Linked DNA regions of Homo sapiens: regions 1, 3, 4, 5 and 6 are each linked to region 2. The links are chromatin loops, found by intact Hi-C in ENCODE. Cell type or tissue: endothelial cell of umbilical vein. All regions are shown on one strand. Region 1 has its middle 11 kb from the start of LINC02048. Region 2 has its middle 3.0 kb from the start of LINC00887. Region 3 overlaps LINC02037 (long intergenic non-protein coding RNA 2037). Region 4 overlaps LOC102724877. Region 5 overlaps LINC02026 (long intergenic non-protein coding RNA 2026). Region 6 has its middle 5.0 kb from the start of HES1.

Region 1 (4,000 bases), 50 kb after region 2:
GCTAGTCAGACCTTCACAAAAGACCTGAGGCAGGAGAATTGCTTGAACCCGAGGGTGGAGGTTGCAGTGAGCCAAAATTTCACCACTTCACTCCAGTCTAGGCAACAGAGTGACACTCCAGTCTCAAAAAAAAAAAAAAAAAAAAAAAAAAAAAAAAAAAAAAAGAAAAGAAAAAGAAAAAAGTCCCAGGGGGAAAAAAAATGTCGCATCCCTCCAACGGGGCGATCCAGAGGACTAGCCCCTGAAAAGTCAACTTGCCTCTGGAGATATTCCCAAATCCTCTATGGGTGATTGCAATTTGTGGTAACGTCCAAACATTTTCTCTGTCCAGAGTGAGGCAGGGAAAGAGGATAATTTTTGGAGGATTATCTGTTTTCTGTGCGTTTCTCAAAAGATAGGGGAACTTCTGGTGCTTAAACAAACACCAGGTATTCTGTTATAACATAACATCAGTCTTCAAGGATGAAGGACCTGAGGCCAGCAGTGAGACAGACTGACAGGCATGGGACGAGGGGGTGCTGGACTTGGAACCCAGAGCCTGAGGATGTCCCAGCTCAGACTATTCACTCCTCTTGGAGCCTCGGGCTCTGCATCTTTCAAAGGGGACTCTGCGTTTTTCAGCGTTCTGTAGCAGTGAATGACAAGATGGAAGACAGGGAGGTTGCGGATGAGTGCTCTGATAGAAGGCTTCTGCCTGGAAACAAGCACTCTCCGAGGAGAGTTGCTAAGCTCTGTTTTGCAGCTAATATCACAACACCCTTTGGAGGGGGCACCTATAAACCTGACCTCAGAACCATGGAATCAGAGACAGCTGGACTCAAGAGCCAGCTTGTCCAACCTCTCCCTTAAAGGAAGAGTTTGCTCTCCAAAGTACTCAGACTCTTTTCCTCCCTCCATCTTTATCTTCTATCCCCTTCCCTCTTTTTCTTCCTCCCTTCCACACATACTTCGGCGCACCAACTGTCAGGCACTGCGCTGGGTGCTGTGTCTGCAGCAGGGAATGGAGACAGATGTGGGGTGCTCCCCTCACAGAGTTCAAAGTCTAGCACTTGAAAGTTTCTGCAAGCGATCTCTGTTGAATACCCCTGATAACAGGATGCTCACTACCTTCTGAGACAGCCTATTTTGTGGGTTATTTTTTCCTTATTTAAACTCTGTCTCTGTTATGCTTATTCAGGCCCCTGGAGCTATATAGTGTAAGTCTGACTCCGTTTCCTATGTCACAGCCCTTGAAACTTGGGAAAATAAACACATTATACCTAGCAAGTATTCTCACTCTCCAAGTTGCACTTGTGAAAGGGAAGCTGGTTCTCCATGAAGTTAAATTTCATGAGGTCCTGATAGCCCAGGACAGGCTCTAATCTGGGTGCCTGGGCTCTGTTTCTGGTGCACCTGGGGCCGAGGGAAGCTGTGTGGTAGAGACTCATGAGGGGACACCGGCAAAGGTTCTCAGGTGGTGAGAGAGGCGGGCTTCAGTGGAGCAAGGGGGTCCGTCGGTCTGGAAGGTGGGGTGTATGTAAGGCAGGCTCTGGCCATCTGCCCAGGACAAGCCTGAGCTCCAGCGTTTCTGCTCTGATTCACAGCTTCCTCTCTTCCCAAAGGAATCCCCTTTACAGTTCTCGCAGCCTGACCTCAGCATCCCTGTGAATGTCGACGGACAGCTGCGCAGAGTGCAGCCACCGCGGCAGCTCTGCCGGGTGCCAGCTGGACGTGCTTGGCGGCCAGGCCCTGGGAGCCACCTCTCGGGATGTCAGAGGAGAGCTGCAGGCCGCCCTTCCGTCAGCAGGAAGCCCAGCCACAAACACTTGGACAGGAACCCGAGTGCTGGCCAGCTGAGCAAGCTCTGGTTTCTCTTGCGTCTGAGGGTTTGGCCCAGGGCAGAGGAAGGCGAGCCAGGTGCTGCAGGCTGCACTGCCGGGGCCGCGGACTCCCCCTTGGGCTGGGAATGTGGGTTCAAGGGTGTGAGCGGAAAAGCATCATCCAGACTGGGGCAGAAGGAGGTGCTTCCTGGAGGAAGGGCGAGGGAGCAGGGAACACAGCGTTTACCAGCGCGAGTCCAGCTGGCTGAGAATGCGCAAAGACCCCTTTGTGATCGCGCCGGACAAAGTGTGTTCCTTGGTCCAGTCCTCAGTCCCCAGCACAGACCCTGGGAGCACGCACTGCAGTCCTCCAGCACAGACCCCGGGCTGGGGAGCACACACTGCAGTCCTCCAGCACAGACCCCGGGCTGGGGAGCACACACTGCAGTCCTCCAGCACAGACCCCGGGCCGGGGAGCACGCACTGCAGTCCTCCAGCACAGACCCCGGGCCGGGGAGCACGCACTGCAGTCCTCCAGCACAGACCCCGGGCCGGGGAGCACGCACTGCAGTCCTCCAGCACAGACCCCGGGCCAGGGAGCACACACTGCAGTCCTCCAGCACAGACCCCGGGGAGCACGCACTGCAGTCCTCCAGCACAGACCCCGGGCCGGGGAGCACGCATTGCAGTCCTCCAGCACAGACCCCAGGCTGGGGAGCACACACTGCAGTCCTCTAGCACAGACCCCGGGGACCACGCACTGCAGTCCTCCAGCACAGACCCCGGGCCGGGGAGCACACACTGCAGTCCTCCAGCACAGACCCCGGGGAGCACGCACTGCAGTCCTGTGGGGCGGGACGTCCACACATGCCCAGCTTGAAGGATGACGCTTTCGAAAATTACCAAGCTGCACTGAATGAATTTATTTAAAATAGTATGTGCTCAGCCAGGGACAAAGGCAGCTTTCCATCCAGGGCTGACATTTTTTCTTTTAAGTTCTTTTTTTTTTTTTTTTTGAGACAGAGTTTTGTTCTGTCTCCCAGGCTGGAGTGCAGTGGTGCAATCTCGGCTCACTGCAACTTCTGACTCCCTCGTTCAAGCGATTCTCCTGCCTCCGCCTCCTGAGTAGGTGGGATTACAGGCAGGCACCAGCACGCCCAGCTAATTTTTGTATTTTTAGTAGAGACAAGGTTTCACCATGTTTGCCAGGATGGTCTTGATCTCCTGACCTGTTGATCCATCCACCTCAGCATCCTAAAGTGCTGGGATTCCAGGCGTGAGCCACCACACTCGGCCTTTGCTTGTAGGTTCTATGCATGATTATCTTTGAGGCTGTCTATGTGCACATACAGCCCATACAACTGCCATGAACACCCCCCAGGTTTGCAGACAGCTTAAACTTTTCACAAGTCATTCAGGTATTTTTTTCCCTCACATTTGCTTCTCACAGCCTGCTAGGCCAGTGAGAGATGGCTGGTGTCAGGGGGACAAGGAGGTAAGCGGGTTGGCTCAAGGTCACATAGCTGAGCGGTGGCAGAGTCCCGCCCACCACAATGACTTCTGCTCCTCTGGAAAGAGACCTGAATGACTGCTTCCCACGCATCTAAGCATCCTCCACCTTATTCTGGCTCATGTGCAGGCCCGCCTGGGGGATGCGCTCCGGACTGGAGTCTGCTGCTAACACCCCATTCATTTGTCAAAGCTCAGTTTGAAAACCTCCTCCTGAGTACATCCTGCCTGTGGCTTTAGTCGCTCTCCTCGACTTGGTCACAGCTCTTTATTTGTGCCTTTTTAATAATCTACATTTTATTGTACTCCATAGCCTCTGTGGTTCTGACGCTAGTCCTGGAATCGGCAGTTTTTAAAATAAAGGGATAGATAAATATTTTAAGCTTTATGGGACATTATGATCTCTGTGGCATCCACTCAACTTTGACATTGCGGTACAGAAGTGGCCATAGACAATATGTAAATGAATGAACATGGCTGTGATTCCAATAAAACTTTATTCACAAAAACAGGTAATGAGCCAGAATTGGCCCCCAGGCCATAGTTTGCTGACCACTGCTTTAGAACTCCTCGAAGGCCAAAACTGTTATTTTTGCTTATGCAATCGCAAGCATTATCTCTACCCCAGCACCCATGTCAGGTTGACCACATTTATATTTTGTAGATATATTAGTACATATACCCTTCTAGCT
Region 2 (4,000 bases):
GAGTTCTTGGTCAGTTAGTTCATGTGAGATCTGGTTGTTTAAAAGAGTCTGGGACCTCCCCCAACCCCTTGCTCCTACTCTTGCCATGTGATGTGCCTGCTCCCCTTTTGCCTTCCACCTTTCACCATGAGTGGAAGCTTCCCAAGGTTCTTACCAGGACCAGATGCTGACGCCATGCTTCTTGAACAGTCTGCAGAATTGTGAGCCAATTAAACCTTGTTTCCTTATAAATTACCAGCCTCAGGCATTTCCTTATAGCAATGCACAAATATACTAACACAATGGCCATAGACAGCGCTTACCATTAGCTCATTTAACTTGTCTACGAGGGCAGCACAACTTGGGGTCCACATACTCATGCCCAACTTCATTGGCCATTCAACTCCAGCCAAGTAACAGGACGAAAAGACAGAAACCCACCATAAGCTGCGGCTGAAGGTGGCCATCCAGCCCACTGTTGGGACAGAATGCTTAGTGTGTACAGATTTGCTTCGGTGTCCCTAAGATAGGCTTCTGACCTGTCTATTTTCCCTGAGAATTCAGAATAATCATGAACAAGATGGGAGTATGAATCTCAGCATGGAGGCCCAGTGGCTGACACCTAGCTTTCAAACCTAAACATCTTGCACAGGTTTCCTTGTACCATGTTCTCTGATGCGATGTCCTGTGTCTCTGCTCACTGCTTCAGTGCCCTCCCAAGCAGCCGGGATGGAGCCCGGGCCGCCACAGCCCCCCTGGAGTGCGTGCCGCCTGATAGGTGGATCAAGAGCAGAACTCACATGCTGCCTCCTGGGGAGGAAGGGGGTTGTTTATGACCATATGAGCTTTGAGGTACCCAGGATGACAGGCCACCCTAGAACCCAGGGAGCTTGGGCAAGTTCATCCCCTTCTCTGGGCCTCAGTTTCCCTCATCTGTCCTGCAAAAGAATTGGATCAGATAATCTGGGACATTCTATCCAGCTCTCTGATCCAGAGATCAGGTTTGGGGCCGGGTGGGGGATGTGAAGTGGTCTTCCAAGCTGTCAACATAGCCTGATTGTGTAAGGCCTGCACAAATGGTGTTTAGAGCAATACTTTCAAACCTTAATGTTGGGTGAATCACCTGCGTCTAGAGAAAATGAAGATTCTAGCAGGAGAGAGTGGAAGAGTGGTTACCAGAGGCTGGGAGCAGGGTTGGATGGGGAAAGATTGGTCAACAAGTACAAAGTTGCAGCGAGGAGGAAGTTCTTGTGTTCTATGGCACAGCAAGGTGACTGTGGTTAACAGTACCGTATTGTACATTGCAAAGTAGGTAGAAAAGATTTACAATTTCTTTAGCAAAGATGAGATGATGGATAGGCTAAATACCTTGATTTGATTTTTACACAATGCATACATGTATCAAAACATCACATTGTACCCCAGAAATACGTACAATTATGGGTCAATAAAAAGCAAAATAAAATATGTAGATTCTCTCTCAATGGTTCTGAGGCGGGGTCTCTAAACCTGCATTTCTAACAAGCTCCCTGGTGATCCCGCGGTGCCGGCTGAGTCGGTGCCTTGATTAGGAGGGTTTGGCACTAGGTCTCCAGGTGTGATCCCGGAGCGGCAGCATCGGCATCACCTGGGAACCTTGTAAGAGCGAGTAGGGCCAAGCTACAGAAGTATTGGGTCAGAAACTCTGGGGTAGCGCCCAGCAATATGTGATGTAACAAGCCCTCCAGGCGACTCCCATGAGCTCAATTCTGAGAACCACTGCTTTAAGACAACAGCTTCTAAACTGGGCGGTGCATAGGAAGCACCGAGAGAGTTTTTAAAAATACTGGGGCCTGGGGCCCGCTTGTCGGGGTTCTAATGTAATCGGAATAGGTGCCTCCCGGGCATCGGGATTTTTACAGTCTCCCCAAGTGATTCTAATGTGAAGTCAATGAGCCTTAGGGCGGACAGAAGATGAGGGCTGCGGGGCTCCCAGGCTGCGAGCCTGCGATTCTTCTGACGGCGCTTTCCGGACGACGGCCACTAGGGCGCGCTGTGGCACCGCTGGGAGGCCGGCTGCGGTTCAGCCTCCTCTCGCCAGCGGCTGGAGGAGCTCCGGGCTGGGAGGCGGCGCGAAGCCCCGGGGGTCGGAGCCTCCGGGAGCGGCTTCTGGCCCAGGCCGGCCCGCCCCCGTGCATCGGCACCTAATTAATGCTGGCCGCGGCCTCGCCGCGCTTGACGTCAGTGATGTGCTCCGTGCTGGGGAGACGCGGCCTTTGCAGCCGCTCGGCACAGGTTGCTTCACCCTGGCCAGCCCTGCTGCCCGCCCCCTCCAGGCAGAACGCCGGGCTCACCTCTGGGACCGAGCCCTTGCTCATGCTGCTCTGATGACACTCACGCGAGAGTTTCTCCCCCATTTCCACCCGGCAGGACACCAGTTTCCTTTTCCATCTTCCCTGGCTGTTCTCTGCCCCTCCCCTGCCTTTTCAGAACACGGAGGGTCCCGGAAAATCCCACAGGCCTGGGGCTTTGCCAAGTCAGCCGCAAGAACCACCTCTCACCTTTCCCTTTCTGGGTCTCTCCTCTGCTCAGTTCCTTTCCTGTTCCTGCTCCTCCTTTTTCTCTCATCTGAGCCGTGTGGATCAGATACTTCCTGCCTATGCGTTCTCATGCACAGAAGTGGAAGAGATGGGATGGTGAAGGGGGGATTGCCTTCTTTAGCAGCACAGATAGGACTGCGTTTGTAAGGAGCGTTTTGTATGTTGGGGGTGACGAGGTTGCTGATGAAACTCTAGTGTTCTGTCCCCCACAGCCACATTACTCCCTTTAAGCAGCGATGGGAGTTGATTCTGGAGAGGAGAACTCAGCCGAGTAGAGCAACGCTGTCTTGTCTAGCTGCCCCAGCTGGCTGGAAGGGTCTTCCATGGCTGGAGGAGTTTCCCCAACCAGGACGCCAGAACTGTCTTTTTTTTTTTTTTTTTTTTTTTGAGACAGGGTCTTGCTCTGTCACCCAGGCTGGAAGTGCAGTGGCGTGACCGCAGCTCACTGCATCCTTGACCTCCCAGGCTCAAGCGATTGTCCCACCTCAGCCTCCTGAGAGGCTGGAATTACAGGCATGCGCCACCACGCCCAGCTAATTTTTTTTTATTTTTTGTAGAGACGGAGTCCCACTGTGTAGCCCAGGCTGGTCTCAAGCAATCCTCCTGCTTTGGCTTCCCAAAATGCTGGGATTACAGGTGTGAACCACCCCGTGCCTGGCCCAGAGCTGTCTTTATCATAAATGTTCCACGCCATATTTCATCTCTGCCCATCCCCTTATCCCCATTCCCAAACCTCCAATCTGATATTTGTGTGAGATTTCATTTGGAGGAAGGCCATGTACATAATGGTTTGGATGATGCCTGATAGCCTCCCTGGCTTTGCCAGCCCATAATTCTAAGATGGGAAGAGATGTTGCTGGGGAGAAGAGGCGGAGGCTTCTCTTCTGATTCCTGCCTGGAGCCCTGACTGCAAGGGTTGCTCCTGGCTTCCCCCATTTGAACCCCACCCCTGGCTGGCCAGTGAGGGGAGCATTCCCTACAGCCCCAGGGAGGGAGAGGCTGCCAGCGGCCAGACAGGGCATTGGGCAGATGGCACAGAGCCAGCCCAGCCAGGTGGGGAAATTGAGACCCAGAGAGGGTAAGGGACTTGCTCAAGGTCACACAACCAGACCCTGGCAGATCCCTTTCCACGCTAATTCCTCAGAAGCTCCTGCTGGGGTCTCTAGTGGGATACTTTGGACAGCCCTGTGGGAGTGGCGGCTGGGTTCCACCGGGAGTGGGGTTACTTTGAAGAACAGTAGTCTCTCCTTGAATCCAGATGAGCAGATACGGTTCCAGGGCTCAGCCTGACCCTGAGGCTGTCACAGCTGGGGCAGGGGCTGAGGGTGGAAACTGCCTCTAAGAGCTCAGAGGGCGTTTAGCCTGCCAGGCACAGAGCCTCCACCGGGGACAGAAAGCCAGGAAAAAGGTGTGGGACGTCAGTACGAATCCTGCTCCTTCCA
Region 3 (4,000 bases), 60 kb after region 2:
AGTCTCACTCTGTTACCCAGGCTGGAGGGCAGTGGCGTGATGTCAGCTCACTGCAACCTCCGCCTCCCGGGTTCAAGTGTTTCTCCTGCCTCAGCCTCCCGAGTAGCTGGGATTACAAGCACACACCACAACACCCGGCTAATTTTTGTATTTTTAGTAGACACGAGGTTTCACCATGTTGGTCAGGCTGGTCTTGAACTCCTGACCTCATGATCCACCCGCCTCGGCCTCACAAAGTGCTAGGATTACAGGCGTAAGCTGCCATGCTCGACAGATATATTTCTTAATCATCAGAAAGAATATATTAAAAGCTCAGGAATCATAGCTGGAATGATCTTGATGCCTTCTTTCCAACAGAGGCCCATGGAGGGAAGGTGACTTGCTGAGGAACCTCCTCCAGCACGTGACAGCCAGTGTTCCCAGGGCACCATCTGTCTGTGCTTCTCATACCAGTTGGCGCCTTGCTTCTAAACCACAGAAGCTGGTTCTCAGTCATGGGATCCTTGGGATGCTTGCTGCCTCTCCGCTGGACTCTTGACTCTGCTGCCACCATCATACAACAGCTCTGACAATCTCCATGTCCTTGTACTTTCCTATTGGATTCACAATCTCAGGCATGAACAGGTGATTGGCTGAGTACCTTGAGGTGTGGAAAGTGAAGATCTGCTCCTCTTCCGCCTCTGTGACAGGAGGCGGGGTCAGAGGCGGGATCAGAGGTGGGGTTGTACTTTTCACCTATTTTGGGGTTCTTCTAAATTAGGAAGACTGGATGCTGGGTAGTTAAAAAACAACATGTGTCCACAACTGTTATAAATATAATATTCTCAAGTGAGAAAAACACCAAAACTTTGTCCCACCAAAGAATACCAATGTTAGGCAATGACACAGGGAGGCAGCAGCCTGTGAAAGACAGGAGATAGGCATTTCAGAAAAGACTGAGGACCTTTCTAGAGGAATGTGTTCCGTTCTGACTGTCTCTCAGAGAGATGGAAGCAAGTTGAGTGGGGGTGGAGACCAATGGAGGATGAGGTGTTTCTAACAACCAGAAATGCCCACCACTAAATGGAGTGATTCAGAAGGTTGAGACCTCTTCACACCTGGAAGTCTTTGCACTGGGACATTGTCAAAGGGAGCAGACCCCCTCAGGCATAGGAGGCCCTAAGGCTGTACTGTCCATGACAGAAGCCGTTAGCCACACTGCACTCTGAGCACATATTGAAATGATCATCTGCTCTATTGAACTAAGTAAAATGTATTACTATAATTAATTTTTCCTGCTTCTATTTGTTAATATTGTTGCTAGGGAATTTACAGTCACCTGTGTGGCTTCATTATATTTCTGCTGGGCTGCTAGAAGGTCTCTTCTGGCTCTGAGATGTCTCCATCCCTAAACCTGCTGCCATCCCTCCCTTCAGGGCTGCACCAGGTGTCCATATGGTGGGGCTCTAGGAAACCGGATGAATAACAACACCCTTTCTTCTTTCAGAGTCCAGAACCAACTGAGAGAAAGTGTCCCCTTTCTTGGCAAATTGGAGGAAAATGCAGCTTGAGGTACGGCCAGGCAGGCTTGCTAATACATCACACCTGGGACAGATAAGCTTTATTATCTGCTAGGGCCTGGCGCAGATGGCCAGCTGCGGACCTCCCCCAGGACGGAGCCCAGCACAGAAGGCCGCCTTCTGCTCCAAGAGGCAGAGGGATCGAGCCCCACAGGTGCGGGTTTTCTCCCAAACTCATGAGTTACACAAATCATCCTGCTCTTGGGGAGAAGCGAGGTTGGGAGTAATGTCGAGGTTTCTCCCAGGGACACCAGTGTAAGGAGGAGTGTGAGGGGATACAGACTTAGATTTTCTCAGCCTTAAACCTCCAGAAATAGTCCAGTGTCCAGCATGATGAGATTCAGGGAAACTGGGGCTGGCCTTTGGGCAACTTACTCCACCTGTTTAAGCTCTATCTTCTGACTGGTGCTAGGAGCACCCACATGGGCACAGAATGTGACGATGCCTAGAAACACGCATCACCTTGCTCAGTGCAGGCTCAGTGCTCAACACAGAGCAGCTACTGTTTCTTCCCCTACTGCTAGCACTCAGTGTGAACTGTGTATCACATGGAGCAAACTGCGGGGCGGGGCCGGGGTTCGCCTATCTCTTACTGGTCTTGTGTCTAAGACCAGTTATAGAATTGTGGGATTTCAGAGCCGTTAGAGATCCCAGATACCATCTCGTCATGTGGCAGATTAAGTAACTGGTCTGTAAGCGAGGAAGGGAGGCGACAGTCAGGAAGAGGGCCGTATGGGGGTGGTAAGTGACACGTGCAACCTCTCCACCCGCCCCCACCCCGTCACCACACTTCCTGGACCTAGTAATTCAGGAAGGCAGTCTGTCTGACCAAAAGGCAGGAAGTCCGCCGGGCCCACTCCCATCCTGGTGGCGTGGCGGCTGGGCTCTGTTCTCAGGCTGCTAGCACCGTACTCCCAGTGGGCATGTCAGGCAAGTCCTGGCTGCTCACCTCAGTTCTAGAATCTGCCACATTCAGAGTCTATTTCTTAGTTGTTTCTGCTTTCCTCATATGTTATATCACTGGGACACCCTCAGGTCATCTCAGGTTCCAGTGGAGCCGTCCCAGACCCAGCATCTGAAAAGAGATAAAGAGATATTTTTGTGATTCTTTTTAAGATACTTTTTCCATTTACTTTATTGTTTTTGAAATGGAAAATATTAAGTTGAATATTTTAATGCAAATCTATTTGTGAATCCAATTATGTGATACTTAATTTTTTTTATTTTTAAAAATAAAATAATCAGTGATACATTTAATAGGGTATGTATTACAAAAATTATATATATATATATATATATATATTTTTTTTTTTTTTTGAGACAGAATCTTGCTCTGTTGCCCAGGCTGGAGTGCGGTGGTGTGATCTCGGCTCACTGTAACCTCCGCCTCCCAGGTTCAAGCGATTCTCCTGCCTCAGCCTCCCGAGTAACTGTGGCTACAGGCATGCACGACCAAGCCCCGCTAATTTTTTTTGTATTTTTAGTAGAGACCGGGTTTCACCATGTCAGTCAGGCTGGTCTTGGACTCTTGACCTCAAATGATTCGCCTGCCTTGGCTTCCCAAAGTGTTGGGATTACAGGTGTGAGCCACCTCGTCTGGCTTACAAGATTAGTTTTTATCTTAAAATAAATTGAACAAGGCCAAAATTTGACTTGCAGTTAACCAGAAGTGTGAAGTATTTATGCCGTGGAATCCACGCCTCTGTCTATTGTCGTTTCTCTAATATTCTTTCTGTATACACAAAATACATCCTAATCATGACTCAAGATAGATCTATTCCTTGGAGAGTGATAGAGATGATGACAAGGAATAAAGAATTTTCTGTTTGGAGAGAAACATAGATGGATGAGCTTGAGTTTGCTTGCAGTTCCTCTTCACAGCACAAATGGGGAGCAGCATCAGAGCTGGACTCAGAGACCAGGGTTCTTATCTCAGCTTTGCCACCATTAAACTGGAGATCTGGGGCAAGTCACTTCCCTCTCAGTTACCTCGTTGCCAGCCTTAGAAGACCAGCCGAGCTGAGCCTTGCTGGGTAAGGATGGCCCTGGGATTGAAGGAGGAGCCCTGACGCTGTGCCTTGTGCCATAGTGAATGGCAGGGGTGGCGGCTCTGAGGTGCCAGTGCAGGACACGCACCGTGATGTGCAGGGGAGGAGACTGTGCTTCTGAGTAGGGCACTCCTGCAGCTGGCCACGCATAGCCTTTCTGTCCTGTTGTATGAGATCTACCCCATGTTATGAGCATCCACCTGCTTTTCAGCAGGAAAAATCATGACCCAGTCACTCTAGGTTTGCCTTCCACGTTGTCCTCTTCGCTGATTAAATAGTCTTTCTTTGGTATACGCTTCTGAAACTTCCCTGTTCAAATGAGGCCCCTCCCAAGGGGGTCCACGTTAGCACAGAAAATGCTTTCTTTCCATCTCTGATTGATTATCTGTTCTC
Region 4 (4,000 bases), 230 kb after region 2:
AGTGAGTGTGTTTCCTTAGGACGTCCTAGTGTCCCCACAGCACTGCCCTGTTCTTTCTTCCATTCAGACAGACGACAAATCTTTATATCCTAAATCATGAGAGTCCCAGTTTTTCCAAGCACCATAGTAGATTTTCCTCCATTTAGTCAACTCACATTGAGTGGATGCTGCTACGAGTAGTTCCAGATGCCAGTTGACATGGACATGGATGGAAACAGCTGGAATGCAGGCAGGACACTTTGGCTCTAAACCGAGGTACATAATTCCCTTCTTCTCTCTGAGCCTGTTTCCTGGTCTGTAAGATGGAAACGTGTGCATAGATGTGAACTCCTTGGGAGGTGAAAAATGATATTAGGAGTTCCTGAAGCAACTTTTCTAGGTGACTCATGGGATGGTGGAAGGACTCAGTCCTACCCAGAGGCTCTGTTCTCACCACAGGTCGACCAGATACAGCTCAGATGGCCCCTCCTCCCTGGGGTTGGAGTAGGAGCTGGGGAGCAGTTTGTGCCCTGAAGCCATCTGGAGGGTGGGTGAGCAATCAGGCCCTCTCCTGAGATCTTTGCTGTTCCCTGGGTGTGAGTTAATACCCAAGGAGAGGCTGGTGGGTAAATAATGAGGTGGTGGCTGATTGAGCTCAAGGTGTGATTCCTCTCAGGGGTCTTTATGTGTGAACAGACAACTCACAAAGAATGAAAGCTTTAAGACACGGAGGCATGAAGCATTTTCTTTCTGGGGCTGTCCGTTTGTGACCTCAGGCAAGCTTCGAAGCTGGGCCTCCATTGTCTGACACTAGGGGAAGGGGGAGTAGGGGGTACCAAGGGGCCTCTCCCAGAGCTTTGCCTGCGCAGAGGTTCCTGAGCACCTGGACACTCAGGCATGGAGATGCACTGGGGTGGAGGAGGGGTACAGGGAAACGGGGCTGGCCAGGCTCAGTGGCCACAAGTTAGAGGCACTCATGGAAGCTCGACTCAGGGCACGGGTTGGAAAATGCACTCTGATAATAACTCGCATGGCTAGTGCCAGCCCTTGCACTCCTTTGGAACACTAGGTGTTATGGAGTGTGTGTGTGTCCCTCCTTCACACAGTAGTGCACCATACGTACTGTCTCCATAAGTTGCTTTCTTGCTCTTAAAAACCATTTAAGAGCATTTTGGGAGGCTGAGGCAGGTGGATCACCTGAGGTCAGGAGTTCGAGACCAGCCTGGCCAACATGGCGAAACCCCATCTCTACTAAAAATACAAAAATTAGCTGGGCGTGGTGGAGCACGCCTGTAATCACAGCTACTCGGGAGGCTGAGGCAGAGAATAGCTTGAACCCGGGAAGCGGAGGTTGCAGTGAGCCAAGATCACGCCATTGCACTCCAGCCTGGGTGACAAGAGCAAAACTCCATCTCAAAAGAAAAAAAAAAAAGAAAGAAAACAAACAACAACAACAACAGCAATAAAAAGCGTATCCTGGAGACAGCTCCATATCAGAATGTAAAGTGGTAACAATCTTTTTTAGATGGATGGTTAGCATTTCATTTTATTTGACCACAATTTTCTAAAGTACTTGCTGCTGCTGGACGTCGGGTAGTTTTTACTACGTTGCCATTCACAGTCTAGCCTTTAACATTACCTGCATTACCTATTGATGTAATTTGGTGCAGTGAAAATTGCTGGGGACAAAAAAACTGAGATGAAATTCTATCCTAAATCTGTTTGAATTAGGTTTGACTCTAGGCAAGTGTCACTGCCTTTGTGGGCCTCAGTTTTAGCACCTGTCATATAGGGACATAAGACTCCATCTAGTACCGGGTGTCCCTCCCAGGATGTCTGTCTCTGACCCCTTGAGCCTCCCCGAACCCCAGAAGCAGCGGAGCAGCCCACAGAGGGTCAGCCCCAGCTGGGGCTGTGGGTGAGGTCAGTGGAGCTCGGTGGCTGGGTAAGCCTCTCCGTCGCAGATCTCGGTGATGCAATGTTGCACTCCAGCAAGTTTGGCCTTGCCCTCCCCTGGATCCAGCGTGACTCAGGGCCTGTAGCGTGGCTTCCCCCGCAGCAAATGAGCTGCAAGACACCTTTCTTGGCAATGGGCTTAACGAGGGCTCCCGGAATGTCTGATTACTCATCTGTTTTGCAACGGCAGCAAACTCCCAGTGAGAAGAGGCAGCTAGCGTGGCTTCCTTCCTGAATTAATGACTTAAGCATTATGAATGACTAATCAGTTCAGCCCCGAGCAGAACCGGGTGGTTAAGTTGGGGTTGGGGGTGGCAGTGAGGCAGATGCTGCTGGTGTGGGGTGTGCTTTCACCTCTGCTTGAATGCTTCTGGGCCTTGATGCTCTCCTTTTGGGGGTCAGAATTGGGGCCGGACGTCCCAAGACACTGACCTCCCCCTTCTCCTAAGGCCTGTCTACCTGCCACTCCTCACTGTCAGCTGATGGCAAGCTTCCCTTCCAGTCTTAGCTTGGGTCATGCAGAAGGAAATCTAAATGCTTATAGGGAAATCGCAGAATGAAACCCAGGGTGAGAGGGCCAAATGCATTTTGTATGCTATACTCTGCTGTGTACCTAAGAGGGATTTTTGAAATTAGTCTTATTTTATTTTAATTAATTAATTTATTCATTTTGGGACGGAGTTTCACTCTGTCTCCCAGGCTGGAGTGAAGTGACGCAATCTCGGCTCACTGCAACCTCCGCCTCCCAGGTTGAAGTGATTCTCCTGCCTCAGCCTCCTGAGTAGCTGGGACTGCAGGTGTGCGCCACCATGCCCTAATTTTTGTATTTTTAGTAGAGACGGGGTTTCACCATGTTAGCCAGGCTGGTTTCGATCTCCTGACCTCAGGCAATCCGCCCACCTCAGCTTCCCAAAGTGCTGGGATTACAGGCTTGAGCCACCCTGCCCAGCTGAAATTAGTCTTTTACTGGGAGAAAGGCATAAAGGTGGTGGGTAGCTTTCTTTTTTTGCCACACGTTTGGGATAAGAACTACAGATCAAGAACTTTAAGGAATTTTGCATCTCTTCTCTGGCTGGTTTCTTCGCCCCTCTTATCTCAGACAGCTTATTGCAGACTCTAGGATTAGTGGGGAGCAGGAGGGAATGTGTCCCCTTTAAGGCAAAGTCTCTGGTTTCACTTCCCAAACATCTGCCTCGCTCTTGGGGAGGTCCTCTCTGACTGGCTCTGAGCATATAAAGTTAATTTGTGTGGGGATTCCTGGAGAAAGGCCAACTAGAGTGAATTTTTGATGATTCTGTCTTAAGAGATGATTTCCACAAAGGCCAGGTCTATCCCCATCTCTTAGGTTGGGAAGCTGATGACCTTGTAAGCAACAAGGCCCTTCCGATGAGATGAACTTTGCTACCATTGTTGCAAAGAAAGTTTTCCTGCCTCCCTCCATTTCTTTTCTCAAGGTTCCCCTTTCGGGTCTGCCCCAGCCCGGCCCTCTGCTTTCCAGCAATCAGGCGACAATTCTTTGTGGTGCTTGAGAGCATGTCCAGATGATCACTGTGCAGTGCAAGTCTCACCTGGGCCTCACGCCGCTGGCCTCCCCTGGTCCCTATCCCAGAGGCCCTGACACAAGCTCCTTTGTTCTGGGCACTGGGTCCTGCCAGGCGTTCCCTCCTCTTGGCCCAGGCTCAGGTGGAGAGCTCTCCCCATGTCCCTAGCTCCTCAGAGAAGAGGGTCCTTTCCTGTTGGCTCCTTCCCCATGGCTCCACTTGGAAACTGCTCTCCTGATGGACACGCAGGATGTGCTGCCTCAGCCTGTGCCATTTTGGGCTTGGCCCACAGGAAGTTCTCTGAGCATCCAGGCTGTCCTGGACCACCTGTCTTCACCACCACGCACTGGGCCTTGCCTCTGGGGTTGGTATTGAGATGCTTTCATGGCTCCACCGTGGTCAGTCCACTCACACTCACCGTGGGCTCTCTGAATTTCCTGCGCTTCCCATCGTATCTCCTTTCCAGGACTTTGTGGGCTTACGTGCCCTCTCGAGGTTGAAGGGAATCGCCATTTAATACAGGG
Region 5 (4,000 bases), 350 kb after region 2:
CTTTTATTACCAAGGCTAGATGATCCCAAGTCAGGCCTCCCCTGAGCTCCTGTAGAGTGGAGAACTCACAGGATGGGGACACTGTAACCAGGTTCTTCAGCCTGGGGCTCTTCAGGCCTCTAGGTTCAGCCTCAGCCTAGAATGAACCTGCAGTCAGCTCTTAACATAGGGAATCTTATCCCCTGGAAGGCTGGGCTGTCATAAACTGGCTGGGAATCAGACTCTATGGAGGTTCTTACTTTTGCTGTCTGACCCTCGAATGGTTTTCTTTTTTCTTTTTTTCCTTTCTTTTTCTTCCCCTGGCTTTGGGAGAAGAAAAATTGGACTGTGGGGTAAAGAAGAACAATGCCTCAATTAGCTAGAAAGCTACAGTATTGAATTAAATGAGCCCCATGCTATGGCTCATTAACAACATCCTATTACTTAGCAAGTCTATAACTAGTGTTTCAGCTAAAGAAAGAAATGTAAATCATTTAATACACCTTTCCTAATTGAGCTGTGCACCAGGGGCACCCTCCTAATGGTATTATGGCACCAATTACCTCATCAGAAGAGAAGAGCTGCTTTTATGACAGGTTTTGGAAATTAAAATGGCAGAGAGATGTCTTTTAGGAGGAGTAATTCTGGGCTGGGCTGTGCTGAGCAACGAGCAGGGGCTGAAAGGGCACGTGGGGCCCGGGTGCTAAAGGCGGGACGGTGACCCCTGTCTGGTCTGACCCCCATCTTGGGGATGAGATCTGAACTTAGTCTTTTCATACTGTCTGGTCAAGAATGTGAGCCACAGTGGCTCTTGTACTTCAGTGTGTATAAAATCCACTGGGGAAGCTTGTTAGAAATTTAGATTCCAGGGCCCCACCCTGAGATTCTGACCCAGGAAGTCTGGGCTGGGCTCCAGCCAAACCATACTTGTAATAAGACCTCTGGGAAACTCCCTTGCAGAAAGCTGAAAGACACTGTTTCGAGAAACATAGCAGAGAAGGTCCCAATGATTTCCACCAAAACCCAACTACGTGTCTGCAGGTTCCTCTATTACTAGGGGTTTTACCCGTCCCAAAGACCGGATTGAATGAGACTTATTTTGGTTTGCTTCTTCAGACACAGCACAGCTACCTTCCTCCTTTTCTCTCTGCTTAGCCTGCTTTGGTTGGTACATGGGGTAGAGCAGTGGGGCAAACGGGGATGACTGTTTGCTTGGGTGTTCACTCTCTGTGTGATGTCGGGCAGGGCATTGTACGCTTGGGGCTGCAGTTTCCGCACCTCAAAATGTGCATGGTCAGGTAAAGGGTATGAACACGTTATTGATCAAGACACTTTGTCTTTTTTGCGACTCAGTTTTCCTTATCTATAAGATGAGAATGTTGCGCTTTATGAATTTGGCGAGTGTAAATAGGAACTGAGATTCTCTTTCTGGCAGCTTTTCATGGTTTCCTTTCTGTGGCAAGGAAAGGAAGAACTTCAACCTCCAGATTTTGTGTAAATATTGAATCTATAGCAATGGTTTTGTGGAGTGTTCCAGTTTCCTAGGCTGATGATTAATGTGGTTTTCTCTGTGAGTGTTGAGCCTTCTCAAAAGGCTTTTCCTGCTATTCCTGTGAAATGCACAAAGGCAAAGTGTTAGTCCTGCTTTTTTCTCTATTGCCATGTGGAAGGGGGAGCAGATGCATTCTGCATTCCTCACAGGGCAGAAGACATGTCAGCTGACAGACGTGGGGAGGCAAAACTGGCCTTAATCTGATATGAATTTCCTGACAATTACAATGACCTCCCTGATCCCAGACCTTTGCTGGCTTTATATTGCCTATCACATCACACACAGACTTCCCTGTTTGGCCTGCCGTGTCCCCATCATTTGGCTTGAGCAGGCTTTGTTAATCCTATATCCTCGAAGTAACTTGAATTGTGGGGCTTTAACTCACTTTTATTTATTTATTTATTTATTTATTTATTTATTTATTTATTTATTTTTATTATACTTTAAGTTCTAGGGTACATGTGCACAACGTGCAGGTGTGTTACATATGTATACATGTGCCATGTTGGTGTGCTGCACCCATTAACTCGTCATTTACATTAGGTATATCTCCTAATGCTATCCCTCCCCCCCTCCCCCCTTAACTCACTTTTTTGATGCTCGCTCTCCAATCCACATTTCCAACTAGGTCCTATTCTACATGTTCAACAGCCCGCAGAGCTCCCCCAGTGGACTATGTTGTCATTACTACAAACCTAAAACGTCCTCAGGCACATCCATCAACTCTCCCTTACCCTTGTTGCTCTTCCCATTGATCTCTAGTTCCAGTTGCAGAAGCATGGTCTAGGGTTAGGAAATGAAACATAGCTTGGAAGATCCCAAACCTCCTCATTTTATTAAACACTCTATAGCTAGAATCTATTGCTTTGAAATAGCTCAGAGTTTAATAGTCAGAAGAAATCTTTTCCAGTTCTTACAGCCCATACCGTTTCTTCTTCCAAATCAACAATGAAACGTCTCTAGGTTTTATAGCTTTTGGGTCTGGTTAAATCTCATGTGTAGGAGAGAATGGTCTGTTGGCAGCACACGTGCAAATGGGGTGTGTAGACAGCATAAGCCGAGTGTAAATCCATGGTAGGTGCATGCCAAAGAAGGTCACATATGTCCGTTTTCATTAAGAAAAAGTGCAGCCTCTTGTGTGAGCAAAGGTATTGTCCTGATCAACTTGCACTGATTGAAACATGCCTGGGGTGCTTCTTAACTTATTATTATATTATCGTATGTGTATTACCTTTCCGAGCTGTCAAAGATGGTGACTTTAAAGTCGGCCATTACTAAGTCATTTCTATCCATTTCTTTCTGAATTTCCACGAATTCTTGCTTTATTTGTTTTTATTCTACATTATGTGGCAATTAAAGCATCATGACAGTTATTTACATGCTATTCACTTTTTCAATATTTATCTAAATGTCATGTAAGTTTTCCGTTTTAAATTCTACTTTGATACAAAATATTGTGACCCTGTTTTCTTTACAAATTGAGTCTTTGTGCATGTGATGTATTTGCTAGCTTATCCTTTCTTATTCTAATGCTTTTCTTTATTTGAGGTATATATCTTGGGATGATAGCATATTGATAAGTTTAGTTTTTCAAATATGGGAGCTAAAGCCACTTACATTTGTTATCACAGTTACCATTTTTGTTTTAACTTTAGTCCAGTTGCTTATGCTTTCTGGATTTTAAAAATATTTTCTTGCTCTCTGCTTAAAATTGTTTGTGTTATGTTGTTTGTATTTTCTATTTTTCCACTAGTGATATGGAAGGTATAGGTCCTATTTTAAAATTCTATTGGGATTGCCCTGAAAATTTTAAAAATACACGAATCTATATTTTCCCAATTTTTGATTTTTAAAAATGCTACCTATTGATTGTTTCTTATGCAAGGTGAAGAAATAACCTTTTATTTTCCCCTCCTTCCTAAGTTCACTCAGTTTCTTATTTTATGTATTTAATTTTGGACTTTAGACTCAGGGGTTATCTTTATTTCCAACGTACTGTTTTATAAACATTTTCAAACATACAGAAAAGTTGAAAGAATTCTACAGTAAACACCCACGTGTCTACCATCGCCATTTTCCTATACTTGCTGTATCATGTTCTGTCCATCTATCAACCCGTGTTTAAAACAAATGCATTTCAAAGTAAATTGAAAATATCAATTGCTGTAGTTTGATGTTTGATTCTTCCAAATCGCATGTTGAAATTTGATCCTCAATATTGGAGGTAGGGCCTAGTGGGAGGTGAGGTGGGGCCTAGTGGGAGGTGAGGTGGGCCTAGTGGGAGGCCTTCAGGTTGTTGGGGTGGATCCCTAAGGAATAGATGAATGCTGTCCCTGGTATGGGAAGGAATGAGTGAGTTCCTGCTCTATTAGTTCCTTAGAGAGCTGGTTGTTAAATAGAGCCTGGCAGCTCCCCTCCTCCTCTCTCTTGCTCCATCCTTCACCATGTGGTCTCTGAACACGCTGGCTT
Region 6 (4,000 bases), 170 kb after region 2:
CTTGGCTCACTGCAAGCTCCGCCTCCCAGGTTCACGCCATTCTCCTGCCTTAGCCTCCCCAGCAGCTGGGACTGCAGGCGCATGCCGCCAAGCCCGGCTAATTTTTGTATTTTTAGTAGAAACGGGGTTTCACCATGTTAGCCAAGATGGTCTCGATCTCCTGACCTTGTGATCCACCCGCCTTGGCCTCCCAAAGTGCTGGGATTACAGGCGTGAGCCACCGCGCCCAGCAGTGCTGTTCTTGTGTGGAAGCTGTCTTGTCTACCAGATAGCTTTATAGTTACAGAGACCATGCCTTTCTTCTCCCTTTATTCCCATAGTGCCTGGTTCAATAATTATCAAATGAATGCATGAAATTCAGAAACTAAGGAAGAAGCAGTGGTCCTTTCACCTAGGGCCTGGTGCAATTACAAGCAGATCCTGCCATCGCTGGGCAAAGGCCGGGACTGGCTTTCTTGTCTGGTGAACGTCCCTCACTGTGGTTAAGAATCCGAAGAGCTGACAGCACTATTCTAAATGCTTTAAGTGCATGTACTCATTTCATCTTCTCAACCCTGTGAAGCACTACCCTGACGAGCCCTAAGTTACAAATGAGATACAGAGTTACAAAATTGAGGCAGGGAGTTCAGTAATTTCCCTCGGGCTCAAAACCTAAGCCAAGCCGCCAGGAGCCAGACCACGTGCTTCTAACCCCTGGGCTGTATTGCATTTAAGCCAACCACTGCGGCAGGGCTTATCCCTCTTTTTCTTTTTTTGACCTCTAAGCCAATTTGTATATTTGAAAACTTAGATACCACACCATGGTAAACATACTGACATCTCCCCAGACTGGACGTATATATGTTCATCTCCGCGTTTTCCCTCACCCTTCTGCTTCTAACCCTTCCTGTTGAACTCATCTTTCACCTCTCGGCTTCAAGTGCCAACTCTGAAAAACCTCCCCGGCCTGGTTTCCTCTCATCAGAATTAATCTCTCTGTTCTAGGTGCCCTTTGTTTAAACTTCAGTTTTGGCACTTAGCACATCAAACCTGGGATGAGTCACGAGGGTGTTTGTGGATCTCCCCGGCTACACAGGGAGCTCGGTGCGGCGGAGGCTGGTGGGAATTGGGCCTGCTGAGCACTCAGTAGGCGCTCAGGGTTTTCAGAAATGAGGATTTTTTTTTTAGGCGTCCAGGGTTGCTGTCTGGTGGCAAGGTCTTTTTTGGGACGGCTCTGTGGGCTGGGATGGCCTCACCCCGCCGCTCTGCCCACTCCTGCCCCGGCGTGGCCTGCCGCCTGGCAGGGCTCTGCGGGCCGCGAGGGCCTCTAGTGCCCCGGCCCTGGCCTCGGCCCAGTTTCCCCAGCTACTAAATGCGGCCCGGAGCTACCGGGGGAACTGGAAAAACACTGGCAGGCGGCCCCACCCCCAGGCCCGGCGGGGCCGCGCGGCCGCCTTCCTGCGGCCTAGGCCTGCTGCTTGGGAGGCGCTGGGGCCCGGGGCGGGGGAAGCGGGGGCGGCGGCCTGCCTGTCAGCGGGAGCGGGCGCGGGCTCGTGTGTCAGCGCCGCCCGCCCGCCCGCCCGCCGGGCCTCCCGGCCTCCCGCCGCCGCCGCCGCCGCCGCCCGCTCCCCCCGCGGCCTGGCAGGCTGCCGGCTGCACAGGCGGGGGTTCGCGCCGTTCTCACGACCTCTCAGGTTGCCTGAGCTCATCTGGGAGCTATTCATTTCCTGCCAGAAAGCAGCCGGGCCTGCTAAGCGAACCACCTTGGCCGCAGGGCCGCCAGGGCTGGCCCGGCGTGGCCGCCCTGGCCGGCTCCCGCCCGGGCGGAGGGCCCCGGGCGGCCTCCCTGGAACCCCCGGGCCGCCCCGGCGGGCGCGCGGCGGGGGCAGCCCGTCCGCCCATCTGGTTGCACTTAGGAGCCGGGGAGGAAGCTAGGAGCGGGTTGTTACCGGCCAACGGGTGTGGGAAAAGTTAATTGACTTTAATGACAGGTTTCCCGGGACGGTGGTGACGACGAGGGGGTCCAACGAAACCCCAGGGTCCCCATTCCAGAAACGCGTGGGGTGGGACGGGGCGCGAGGAGGGGCGAGCCTCCGGAGTCGCGCTTCTGCGCTTGGAGAGGGCTCTCGTGTTGACCGAAGAGCACCCCCACCCCCTTCCAGTTCGGCGCCTTTCCCGCTCCGGATGCTGCTGGAGACGGCGGGGGGCCGGGGCCCCGGAAGGGCTCCATTGAGAGGCTAATGCGCGCGGCAGCCGGGGCCCGCGGCCCGCATCCGGACGCAGTTTGGAGTCGTGCCTTATCTCCCCGAGCGATCAGCACTGCTGGGGGCCGGCGAGAGGGGCTGCTGGTGTGCCCGAGGCCGTATAATTAGGCCAGGCCTGAGGGACCCCCAGGGAGGCAACATCATTGAAGTCGTTTTTGAAGTTTCGCCTCTCCCTCAGCTACTTACTCCAGAAACAGCCAAAGTGCAGGAGGGTACAGCGTCTTAGAAATAAGTCCATTCATTTTCCAGACTTGGAAATGACCCAGAGAAGGGAAATGACTTATCCAAGGTGACACAGTGAATTTGGTGGCATAGCTGGGCAGGAACTGGAAAGTGCCCTTTCCGGTTTGGAGCCTAGTGGGGTCTCCACCTTCTCCCCTTACTGTAACAAAGAAAAAATCCTCGTGGAATAGTCTAAACCTAGCTTTCAGGGGGAAAAAAAGTGCTCTTTTCAAATCACCAATTAAAAAAAAGAAAAAAACGTATTTGTGTTTTTCCTTTGATTTAGTCCCCTCCCTAGGAAGATATCTATGTACTTTCGGTGATATTAATACAAATGCACTTTTAAAATTGTTCCCCTTCAACATAGGGACATTGAATTTTCAACTGGTGTTGAGATTTTTTTTTCCTGTGAATTTTAAAGACATCGATGTAAAAGGAATTCCTTGTGTAAAAATAAGACATTGAGGTCTGATTTTTTCTACCAGGACTGTTAAGGGGCTCCTAGTGGACCCAGAGGACAGGCTTACCAAATGAAACACTGGTGCTTGAGTTGGGTGTCTTAATGGACGATTGTTATTTTGTTTGTGTTTCAACAGGAGGGAAAACGTGGAAAAATGATAAGGGTGTGTGTGTGTTTCTTTGGCGGAAGGTGTGTTGGACACCTTTCATGTACACAAAGTAAGGCAGGTAGGAGACAAATTCAAAAAGGTCTCTTTTAAATCTCTCCCTCTGGGGTGGAAGCTGGGTCCGAAGGTATCTTGAGTGGAAAACTGCTGTCTCCCCGATCATTCCTATGATAGAGCCGCTCTCCACACTGGCCTGTGGGAAAGGCCAGAGCAGGGCGGGGGAGAGGTAAAGCTTTTGAAACAAGACAGAAAATCGTTGGCTTTATCTTTGTTAGGAAAGCTTCAAAGATTGATCTCTCCCGCCTCATCCTTCTCCTCCCAGAAGCCGGTCTAAGAAAAGGGGGGTTAGAGGAGGCTGGCGGGAGGGGCCGGGGGGGAGGAGGACTGGCCGGCGGTGGGGGAGGAGGGCGCGCCCGCCAGACCCACAGCGCGGCTGATGTGTCTGGTCTCGCAGGGCTCGTGGTTTTCATTTCCCCAACACCTGGATGCAGTCAAACACCTGGCCAAATCTGACAAAATCTGACAAGCCTTTGTGATGGGATTTGGAAGAAATTCCCTGCAGATCCTGGCACAGTTTAAAGCTGTCCGCTTTGAGTTAGGACTTGTTAAGGAGGGTTATGTGAGCTGAAACCCGAGACAACCCTTTTGCTTCTATCTGGAGCCCACATCTTGCCTGGAAATGGGGCATGACCAAGCGAAGGGGTCGCTTGCTGTTTGTATTAAAAGGGGAAGATGGCCTGTGTGCCTGCCAGCACAGCCCCCACATGCTTTCTCTATTAGAGCCAAGCACAGAAACTTATCAAAAACACATGTCTGGTGTTAATCATCTGGGCTCGGCCTCCACTTGGGAGTCTAACTAACTGTCCCTTGGCAGAAGGAATCTGTTGACCTTTTCAGCTTGCTTTAAGA

Evidence for each region. Hi-C counts contacts between places; a loop is a spot of excess contacts. Peaks named below come from ENCODE experiments on the same cell type or tissue, not always from the same donor. Only the 100,000 strongest peaks of a DNase experiment are listed, where the experiment ranks them.
Region 1: a loop joins it to region 2, with 4 times the contacts of the local background. A loop is called at or near these places in 46 of 110 quality-filtered maps.
Region 3: it touches region 2 in a loop (5-fold over the local background); 13 of 110 quality-filtered maps call a loop at or near these places.
Region 4: it touches region 2 in a loop (3-fold over the local background); 24 of 110 quality-filtered maps call a loop at or near these places.
Region 5: it touches region 2 in a loop (7-fold over the local background); 12 of 110 quality-filtered maps call a loop at or near these places.
Region 6: a loop joins it to region 2, with 7 times the contacts of the local background. A loop is called at or near these places in 97 of 110 quality-filtered maps.

What each region holds. Positions count from the first base shown.
Region 1 is chr3:194,263,443-194,267,442 of GRCh38, reverse strand. No RefSeq gene overlaps it. Among named protein-coding and RNA genes, the nearest start is that of LINC02048, 11 kb to the left of the region's middle. In endothelial cell of umbilical vein, no CTCF peak of the experiment used is centred here; DNase peaks (open chromatin) are centred at 1,262 and 1,872; H3K27ac peaks cover 2,344 bases.
Region 2 is chr3:194,313,851-194,317,850 of GRCh38, reverse strand. No RefSeq gene overlaps it. Among named protein-coding and RNA genes, the nearest start is that of LINC00887, 3.0 kb to the right of the region's middle. RefSeq lists enhancers at 1,878-1,927, 1,793-2,293 and a silencer at 1,998-2,337. In endothelial cell of umbilical vein, CTCF peaks have their summits at 2,004 (motif pointing right), 3,734 and 3,940; a DNase peak (open chromatin) is centred at 2,100; H3K4me3 peaks cover 563 bases; H3K27ac peaks cover 692 bases; H3K27me3 peaks cover 265 bases.
Region 3 is chr3:194,253,865-194,257,864 of GRCh38, reverse strand. LINC02037 (long intergenic non-protein coding RNA 2037) reads right to left here. Exons shown (of 4, transcript NR_125402.1): 3 at 2,509-2,634; 4 at 93-680. Among named protein-coding and RNA genes, the nearest start is that of LINC02036, 5.7 kb to the right of the region's middle. RefSeq lists a silencer at 2,076-2,125. In endothelial cell of umbilical vein, no CTCF peak of the experiment used is centred here; a DNase peak (open chromatin) is centred at 2,384; H3K27ac peaks cover 1,910 bases.
Region 4 is chr3:194,087,802-194,091,801 of GRCh38, reverse strand. It overlaps LOC102724877, which reads right to left. Exons shown (of 6, transcript XR_002959666.2): 4 at 156-295. Among named protein-coding and RNA genes, the nearest start is that of LINC02028, 19 kb to the right of the region's middle. In endothelial cell of umbilical vein, no CTCF peak of the experiment used is centred here; a DNase peak (open chromatin) is centred at 2,091; H3K27ac peaks cover 1,744 bases.
Region 5 is chr3:193,968,556-193,972,555 of GRCh38, reverse strand. All of the region lies in intron 1 of LINC02026 (long intergenic non-protein coding RNA 2026), which reads left to right. Among named protein-coding and RNA genes, the nearest start is that of LINC02026, 33 kb to the left of the region's middle. In endothelial cell of umbilical vein, a CTCF peak has its summit at 2,212; DNase peaks (open chromatin) are centred at 1,675 and 2,175; H3K27ac peaks cover 375 bases.
Region 6 is chr3:194,139,144-194,143,143 of GRCh38, reverse strand. No RefSeq gene overlaps it. Among named protein-coding and RNA genes, the nearest start is that of HES1, 5.0 kb to the right of the region's middle. RefSeq lists silencers at 1,260-1,679, 1,770-1,839 and an enhancer at 1,472-2,466. In endothelial cell of umbilical vein, no CTCF peak of the experiment used is centred here; DNase peaks (open chromatin) are centred at 973, 1,533, 1,663, 3,773 and 1 weaker place; H3K4me3 peaks cover 1,159 bases; H3K27ac peaks cover 3,688 bases.